Regions from separate parts of the Homo sapiens genome. Here region 1 is linked to region 2. A link is a contact called in ENCODE POLR2A ChIA-PET data. All regions are on one chromosome and are shown on one strand. Each heading gives the region's core, a stretch centred on a gene start or an enhancer-like site at or near the end of the contact. The rest is flanking DNA. Distances are from core to core; before and after follow the strand shown.

The links. ChIA-PET counts read pairs that join two places held with the same protein, here RNA polymerase II (POLR2A).
Region 1: POLR2A ChIA-PET joins it to region 2 with 13 read pairs in Panc1. The contact joins two enhancer-like sites. POLR2A ChIA-PET finds 5 or more read pairs at or near these places in 2 of 52 experiments (Caco-2 and Panc1).

The regions. Positions count from the first base shown.
Region 1 is chr5:56,114,919-56,118,904 of GRCh38, reverse strand. ANKRD55 (ankyrin repeat domain 55) reads left to right here. Exons shown (of 12, transcript NM_024669.3): 9 at 2,123-2,290. Among named protein-coding and RNA genes, the nearest start is that of ANKRD55, 120 kb to the left of the region's middle. RefSeq lists a silencer at 1,729-2,023. Within about 2 kb of position 2,229, at least 2 of the 41 ENCODE cell types and tissues checked have a DNase peak (open chromatin) inside an H3K27ac peak, as active enhancers do.
Region 2 is chr5:55,301,704-55,305,984 of GRCh38, reverse strand. All of the region lies in intron 1 of DHX29 (DExH-box helicase 29), which reads left to right. Among named protein-coding and RNA genes, the nearest start is that of DHX29, 3.8 kb to the left of the region's middle. Within about 2 kb of position 2,449, at least 3 of the 41 ENCODE cell types and tissues checked have a DNase peak (open chromatin) inside an H3K27ac peak, as active enhancers do.

The DNA.
Region 1 (3,986 bases), core at 980-3,479, 810 kb before region 2:
TCTCTTTGGGTTTTTTGGTTTGTTTGTTTGTTTTTCTTATTTTAGCCATCTTCATAGGTGTGTATTGGTATTTCATTGTGGTTTTAATTTGCATTTCTCTAATGACAGATGTTATTGAGTACCTCTTCATGTGCTTATTTACCATCCATATATCTTCTTTGACGAAATGTCTATTCTGATCTTTTGCTAATTTTTAAAATTGGTTTATTTTCTTATTGTTCCGTTCTGAAAGATTTTATTATTTTATTTTATTTTATTTTATTTTATTTTATTTATTTTTTGAGATGGAGTCTCGCTCTGTTGCCCAGGCTGGAGTGCAGTGGCATGATCTCGGCTCACTGCAAGCTCTGCCTCCCCGGTTCACACCATTCTCCTGCCTCAGCCTCCCAAGTAGCTGAGACTACAGGGCCCGCCAGCATGCCTGGTTAATTTTTTGTATTATTAGTAGACACGGGGTTTCATCATGTTAGCCAGGATGGTCTCGATCTCCTGACCTTGTGATCCACCTGCCTTGGCCTCCCAAAGCGCTGGGATTACAGGTGTGAGCCACCGCACCCAGCCAGTTCTGAAAGATTTTATATACTAATTACCAGTATTAGTAATACTTTGTTGACTATGTGATTTGCAAATATTTTCTCCCAGCCTATGGCTTGTCTTTTTATTCTCTTAAGAAAACACTGGTTATACAGTTTAATAAAGGTTTAAATACTGGTGAATATTTTTATACCTTTTGGCCAATGAAGGACTTTTTTCTTTTTTTTTGAGACAGAGTCTTGCTCTGTCGCCCATGATGGAGTGCAGTGGTATGATCTCGGCTCACTGCAACCTCTGCCTCTGGGGTTTAAGCAATTCTCATGCCTCAGCCTCCTGAGTAGCTGGGACTACAGGCACATGCCACCATGACTGGCTAATTTTTGTATTTTTAATGGAGACAGTGTTTTGCCTTGTTGGCCAGGCTGCTCTTGAACTCCTGACCTCAGATGATCCATCTGCCTCAACCTCCCAAAGTGCCAGAATTACAGGCGTGAGCCACTGTGCCTAGCCATGAAGGACTTTTTAAACATAACATCATGAAAGAAAGAAAAAATGAATAAGGAATTAAATGTGATTTTTTTTTAAGTTTTATAGAAAAATCACTTAAAAATTGAAAGTCAGCCAGGCATGGTGGCTCACGCCTATAATCCCAGCACTCTGGGAGGCCAAGGCGGGTGGATCATGAGTTCAGGAGTTCAGAACCAGCCTGGCCAACATAGTGAAACCCCGTCTCTACTAAAAATACAAAAATTAGCCGGGTGTGGTAACATGTGCCTGTCATCTCAGCTACTCAGGAGGCTGAGGTGGGAGAATCGCTTGAACCTGGGAGGCGAAGGTTGCAGTGAGCCAAGACCACACCATTGCACTCCAGCCTGGATGACAGAGTGAGACTCTGTCTCAAAAAATAAAATAAAAATAAAAATAAATTAAAAGTCAAGTAACAAATTACAGAAAATGTTTTCATAAACATAACCTATAAAAGACCAATGCCTTTAATATAAAGAGCACATACAAATTAGTAAGAAAAACACTTATACTTTAATAGAAAAATGACAAAAGGCATTAGTCATTTCAATGAAGAAACTCAAATGGCAAACAAACTTATATTTCAAAAGTTCAAACCTTACTATAAATTAAATAAAAAGGAAAATGACAGTGAAGCATATTTTGCCTACCAAAATGGACAAAGATTTTTAAAGTTAGTGACAATACTCAGTATTACAGAAGGAGGAGAAACATAGCTAGTAGGAGGACAAATTGACTCAATCTTCCGGAAGGCAGTTTGGCACTATGTATAAAGAACCTCAAAACTGTTCATACCCTTTGACCCACTACTTCCTCTTCTAGGAAATTGTTAGAAAGGCCAGAGAGTGTAGATGGCAGGGAATACTTAGAGCTAGAGGAGAGGCCCCTACACATGTCCACCATCATCCTTCGGGCTCATTTAACACTTACTATTTCTATACTGTAAATGGCAACAAGATTTTCCCTACCTCAACCTGACTTTGAGCAGGAGCTGTTGCTGGCTAAGCAGCCTGAACAATTCACATGCTCAGACGCTTGTGCTTTTTTCACATGGCCCCTCCAGGACACCTCTGCACTGGGCTGCAGCTGCAGGGAAGGCCGAATGTGTCCAGTCACTGCTGGAGTTGGGAATGGACAGCAACCTGCGGGACATCAATGAGAGCACGCCCTTGGCCTATGCCCTGTACTGCGGTCACACGGCGTGTGTCAAACTCCTCTCCCAAGAGAGCAGGTGAGTACAACAGGAGCCAGTTATTTTTCTATTCTTCTCAACTATTTATAAATTTGGATGAAATGTTTTAAATTGCCAAGGTGCAAACCAATAATAATATTATTATACTTTTATAATATAATTAATGTTACATAGTATTAAAGACATTAAATGATTCTATAATTAACGTTTGCCATTATCTAACACAGAATAAAGTGCTCTTGGAGCAAAATGATAGTAGTGAATCCAAATCCATCAGCCTAATATTCACTGAACTTGAATCTCTTCTTTCCTTTTCTCTCTTTCCTCTTCCCTTTTTGGCAAATCCTCTGAATCCCTCTTTTGCCTAATTTGATGAGTCTCAAACTTTCGTTCTCGGGACCCTTTTACACTCTCAAAAATTATTAAGGGCCCCCAGATAACTTTAGTTTATGAGAGTCAAACCCGTCAATATTTATGGCATTAGAAATTAAAACCGAGCGGCCAGGTGCGGTGGCTCATGCCTGTAATCCCAGCACTTTGGGAGGCTGAGGCAGGTGGATCACCTGAGGTCAGGAGTTCGAGACCAGCCTGGCCAACATGGTGAAATCCCACCTCTACTAAAAATACAAAAATTAGCCAGGCATGGTGGTGGGTGCCTGTAATCTCAGCTACTTGGGAGGCTGAGGCAAGAGAATAGCTTGAACCTGGGCGATGGAGTTTGCAGTGACCCGAGATCACTCCATTGCACTCCAGCCTGGGTGACAGAGTGAGACTCCGTCTCAAAAAAAAATTAATTAATTAATTAAAATGAGAAATTTTTAATAAAATATGCATTGTTATCCATTTAAATTAATAATAAACATTACATTTACATGAGAACATAAATAGCATATTTTAATTAAAAATAAAATGTTTTATTTAATATTTCTATTTCCCAAAACAAAAATATTGTCATGAGAAGAGCAGCATTGTTTTATATTTTTGGCAACTCTCTTTGGTAGCTTAATACAAGCTTAATAGAATACAGCTGCGGGCTGGGCATGGTGGCTCACACCTGTAATCCTAGCACTTTGGGAAGTTGAGGCGGGTAGATCACCTGAGGTCAGAAGTTCAGCTAGACCAGCCTGGCCAACATGGTAAAACCCCATCTCTACCAAAAACAGAAAAACTAGCCAGATGTGGTGGTGCGTGCCTGTAACCCCAGCTACTGGGGAAGCTGAGGCAGGAGAATCGCTTGAGCCTGGGAGGTGGAGGTTGCAGTAAGCCGAGACAGTGCCACTGCACTCCAGCCTGGATGACAGAGCAAGACCGTCTCAAAAAAAAAAAAAAATAGAATAAAGTGGGTTCCACATCTACTCTTTGCATTCTCTCTGTTGCGATGTAATGTGTTTTGTTTTTTGGTTTGGGGGTTTGCTTATTTATTTATTTATTTATTTATTATTATTATTATTTTTAGAACCAGAGTCTCACTTGTCATCCAGGCTGGTGTGCAGTGGCATAATCATGGCTTACTGCAACCTTGAACTCTTGGGCTCAAACGATCCCCTCACCTCAACCTCCTGAGTAGCTGGGACTTTAGGCATGTGCCACCATGCCCAGCTGGGTTTTCTTGTTTTTTGGTTTTTTATTTTTTTGTAGAGATGGCCTCACTATGCTACCCAGGCTGGTCTCAAACTCCTGGCCTCAAGCAGTCCTCCCACCTTAGCCTCCTGAAGTGCTGGGATTAGAAGTGTGA
Region 2 (4,281 bases), core at 1,200-3,699:
CTTTCCTCCAGCCCCAAACTGTGACCCTTTCTCAAGGTGTCAATCCTTGACAGTATAGTTCACTCCTAAAGCCCTTCTAGGAGTGTTCATCTATTTCCATTACTTCTATCTTTTCCTTTGTAGATGGCCTCTCTTCCAAGCTCAAGTTGGCAATTTATACATTTTGCTGGATTCTCTGACCCTATTTTTTGCAAGCATCTCAAATTTAACAGGGCTAGTACTAAACCACTCTTCTTTCCCCAAACTAACTTTTTCTTCGACTTCCTTGTTTCTGTTTTTCCATATTTCACTTTGCATTTGTGTAGTTCACATCCTAGTCTTGGTACCTGTGAATTCCTGGAGTAGCAACGAAGTCTTTTAATAGGGCTCCACAGCTGTGCTCATTTTGCTTCCTCCAGTTGGTCTTGCATATCAACATCAGACTGATCTTCCAGAAATGCTGCTTTGGTCGTAACACTTCCTATTTTCTTCCATGGCATCCTCACTGACTTTGCAATAAAATCCAAATCATTTAGCTAGCTTCTAAAACCCTCTTTCTAACCTTTTAATAATTCCTCTATTCAACTATAGCAAGTCTGGTGTGTTTTCATTTCTCCAAATGGAGCTCTTAGCTTTCTCCTTCCTCGTATTTATTCTTGCCATGTTTTTCTTCATGGAGTGCAATCTGTCCCTAACATCATCTACCAAAACCTTAAAATACCCATTTCAGATAACAACTTCCTTTTGAATTCTTCCTGCTATTCACAACTGACGTATCATAGTTGTTTAAATCATTCTTTTTGATAGTTAGTTCTTGCCTTATGATATGTAAAGAATTATATGTTTTATATATCCAACAAAATTACAGGAGGTAGGAACAGTTTTATGGATATGTGTTAACATTTCCCCAGTATCTACTCTAGTGCTGTGCATATTGTCATGAAGAAAATTACTTGGATAACTGGTAAGGAAAGTTCAAAGGAATTATTAAGACCAAGAAATCAAGAGAAAAAAACTAGAGGTTATCTACTAAATTTGCACATAACTTTTGGGTTTATTTTAGGGTGCTTTTAATATATAGTATAACGTACAATAAACCTATTTTGGAGAAAAAAGTGGAAAAATGCTCAACTCTGTGTAGTTCCTAATGTAGATGTAATGGTTCTACTCTACTTCCGTCCCTCCTTATCTTTCCAATTTGACGGCACAGCTGGTCAAAATTGTCCTCTATCGTAGAGGTTCAGAATCACCAAATGGCTTGCACAACAAGTAATACCAGTCTTGTTTTTTTTTTAATTTCATTTGCTCATGAAAGAATTTCTGAAGAGGCCGAATAGGGAGGAGGGTGGGGAGAGGTTCAGTATTAAATAGGATGGTCAGGGAAGGAAGGCATCATATAAGAAGGTGGCTAGGCGCAGTGGCTCACGCTTGTAATCCCAGCACTTTGGGAGGCCGAGGCAGGCGGATCACGAGGTCAGGAGATTGAGACCACGGTGAAACCCCGTCTCTACTAAAAATATAAAAAATTAGCTGGGCATAGTGGCGAGCGCCTGTAGTCCCAGCTACTCGGAGAGGCTGAGGCAGGAGAATGGCGTGAACCCGGGAGGCGGAGCTTGCAGTGAGCTGAGATTGTGCCACTGCACTCCAGCCTGGGTGACAGCAAGACTCGGTCTCAAAAAAAAAAAAAAAAAAAAAAGTGACATTTGAGCAAGCAAAGGAGGCAGGTAAAGTAGTTACACAGATGACTGGGTAAAGAGTCTCCTGGGGAGAGGGAACAGAAAGGCCTTGAGATGCAAGCCTGGAGTGTTCTAGAAATAGCAAGACCTTTCCCCATCTTTCTTTTACTGTCCTTCTCTTTGCCTTTCTTTTCTTTTCTTTCTTCTTTCCATTCCTGTGCTTTAGAAGTGCCACTTCCTTAGCCTAAGTATAATTAAGCTGCTTTATCATGTTATGACTGAGACCAAAATAAGAGGTTCAGTAATTTAAGTTTTCTCTTCCAACCAAGAGGCTTGTGTTTCTGAAAATCCTTGAACCTAGTTGAGGCTTAAAATTTTAAGAGGGGAATAAGAATTGGGAATGGATGTCATAAATTTATGAAAGCCATTATAAATTTTTTTTTAGGGTCACTAAAATAGAAAAAGTGCTATGAGGAACAGAAAATAGTGACTTGGTAAACATTAAATGGAGAATGGAGGGTCTATTTTGGTTTGAAATAGGAATAGCTTCCCTTAGAAAACATTTAAACTGAGATGATCTGCAGAGTATTTGTGGCAGAGGGAAAAACAAGCCTAAAAACCCTAAGGTGGAAACAAGTTTGACATGTTGTAAGAAGATAGTGCTGTGTGGCTGGAGCGAAGAAAGAAAAAGTTAAAATGTGGCTGGAAGTCTGGGAAGGAGCCAGAGCAAGTTCAATGGGAAGTGGGGGCCGGTGTTGGTATTAAGTAGAGGAGAAACTTTAGCTGGTTTACATTTCAAAATAATTAGTCAGGCGGCCCTGGCAGTGTGTACTTCCTCACAGGCCTTAATTGCTCAGACTACATCAATTCACCCTCATCTATTTTCTTGGCACTCTGCACTTCCCCTTTATTACTCATCTGAGTATTAGTTGCTTACTAATTATATTACTGTTCCAGAATATAAGCTCCATGAGGACAGGCACTGGGTCTGTTTACCACCAGAGTCCCTGTTTGGGTCCCTTGCCTGATTAACCATTCTGCAGATGTACACACTGTCGATCAGAAGGGAATCAGAGTGCTAACAACTCAAAGTCAATGTCTTAGTCATAGTGGGTCATTAGCATTGCTTTTTCCTTTAAAATACAGTATAAAAAGAATATGTAGCAAAAGAAAAGATTATTGGGCAATAAGAAACTGATTCTGGTTGATTTTTTTTTTTTAATTAGCTGAGTCATTTTGAGGAAATCAGTTTGTCTGTGCTTCAACTTTAATGTAATAAATATTTTTGAGAGCCAGCTATATATGTTGCATCGTTCCATGACCTTTCATTTATAAATTTGGAATTCATAATACTTTGCCTTGGAGATATTGCATACTAACATCCTTACTTCCAGTCAGATTTCCAGTAACTTCCACCATCTTAAACACAAAACCAAAAATTGTAAAAGTCTCCAGGCAATAAGGAAAGTAGCTGTCATAAATCTTATGCACTTTACTTGGCAAAAGTGAACGTGGCCCAGTGAATGTTGAGCAGGATTCCTTGATTTCTCTGATCATTTTTCAGAAACTCAGCTCTTTTGTTTACCCTCTGGAAGTTTGCAGTATAAGCCAACTTCAAGGAAGTGATACAGTTGAAACTCTTAGGTGAAATGTTTGGAGGAGACAAATGAGAATTTTACTTTAATCTTTTCAACTGGGTAAATTAAAAACCAACCAGTTTTTTTTTTTTTTTTTTTTGATAGGGTCACTCTGTCGCCCAGTGGCTCACTACAATCTCTGCCTCCCAGGCTCAAGCAATCCTCCCATCTCAGCCTCCCAAGTAGCTGGGATTACAGGCACAAGCCACCACACCTAGCTAATATTTTGTATTTTTTGTAGAGATGGGGTTTCACCATGTTGCCCCGGCTGGCATTTTTAAAGGAATTTACAGTCTTACTCTTGTCAGTAGCATATGAACTTTGAACTGTTTCTCCATGTAGTCTTGGTAATGTACTGCTCATCTATCTGTAACTTTTTAAAAGGGTTATAGCTGGGGCCTCTTGATGTGTTTGGGGACCTCTAAAACTGCATGCTAAATTTGTGCACAAGCTTACTATAATTGATAAGACTCCCCAGAAATAGTTAAAGACTACTAAATATATACTCTCCTTTATGACCATTGACATGAATTTATAGGAGAGATTACTAGAATTAAGGTAAAGTTTGAGACTAGACGATAAGGAAACTAACAATACTATACCAGACTTGTTATTATCTTTTTACATATGCCATGTAGCTTTGGGTACCTCCGATATAACTATAGCATAGCAGTAATTGACAGAGAACCACAAATGTTTCTCTTTCAGACTGCCCAGATGTACAAGTTAATTTCAAGTAGTTATTCTCAAAAACTTTTGTTCTTTTAAAATATCTAATTATATTAGCTACCATCTTAAAATGAAGAACCTAATGTAACCCAGCAGAGAGCAAAGTCTTTGACTTTAAAATCATAAGAACATTTAATGTTTAAATGTCTCAAAGTAGAAAAAATACTTCTTATTTTAAGGTGTATAAAAACCATGCAACTAGATTTATGATTCTGGAATCATTCTTGTTTTTTTTTTTTTTTTTTTTTTTGAGATGGAGT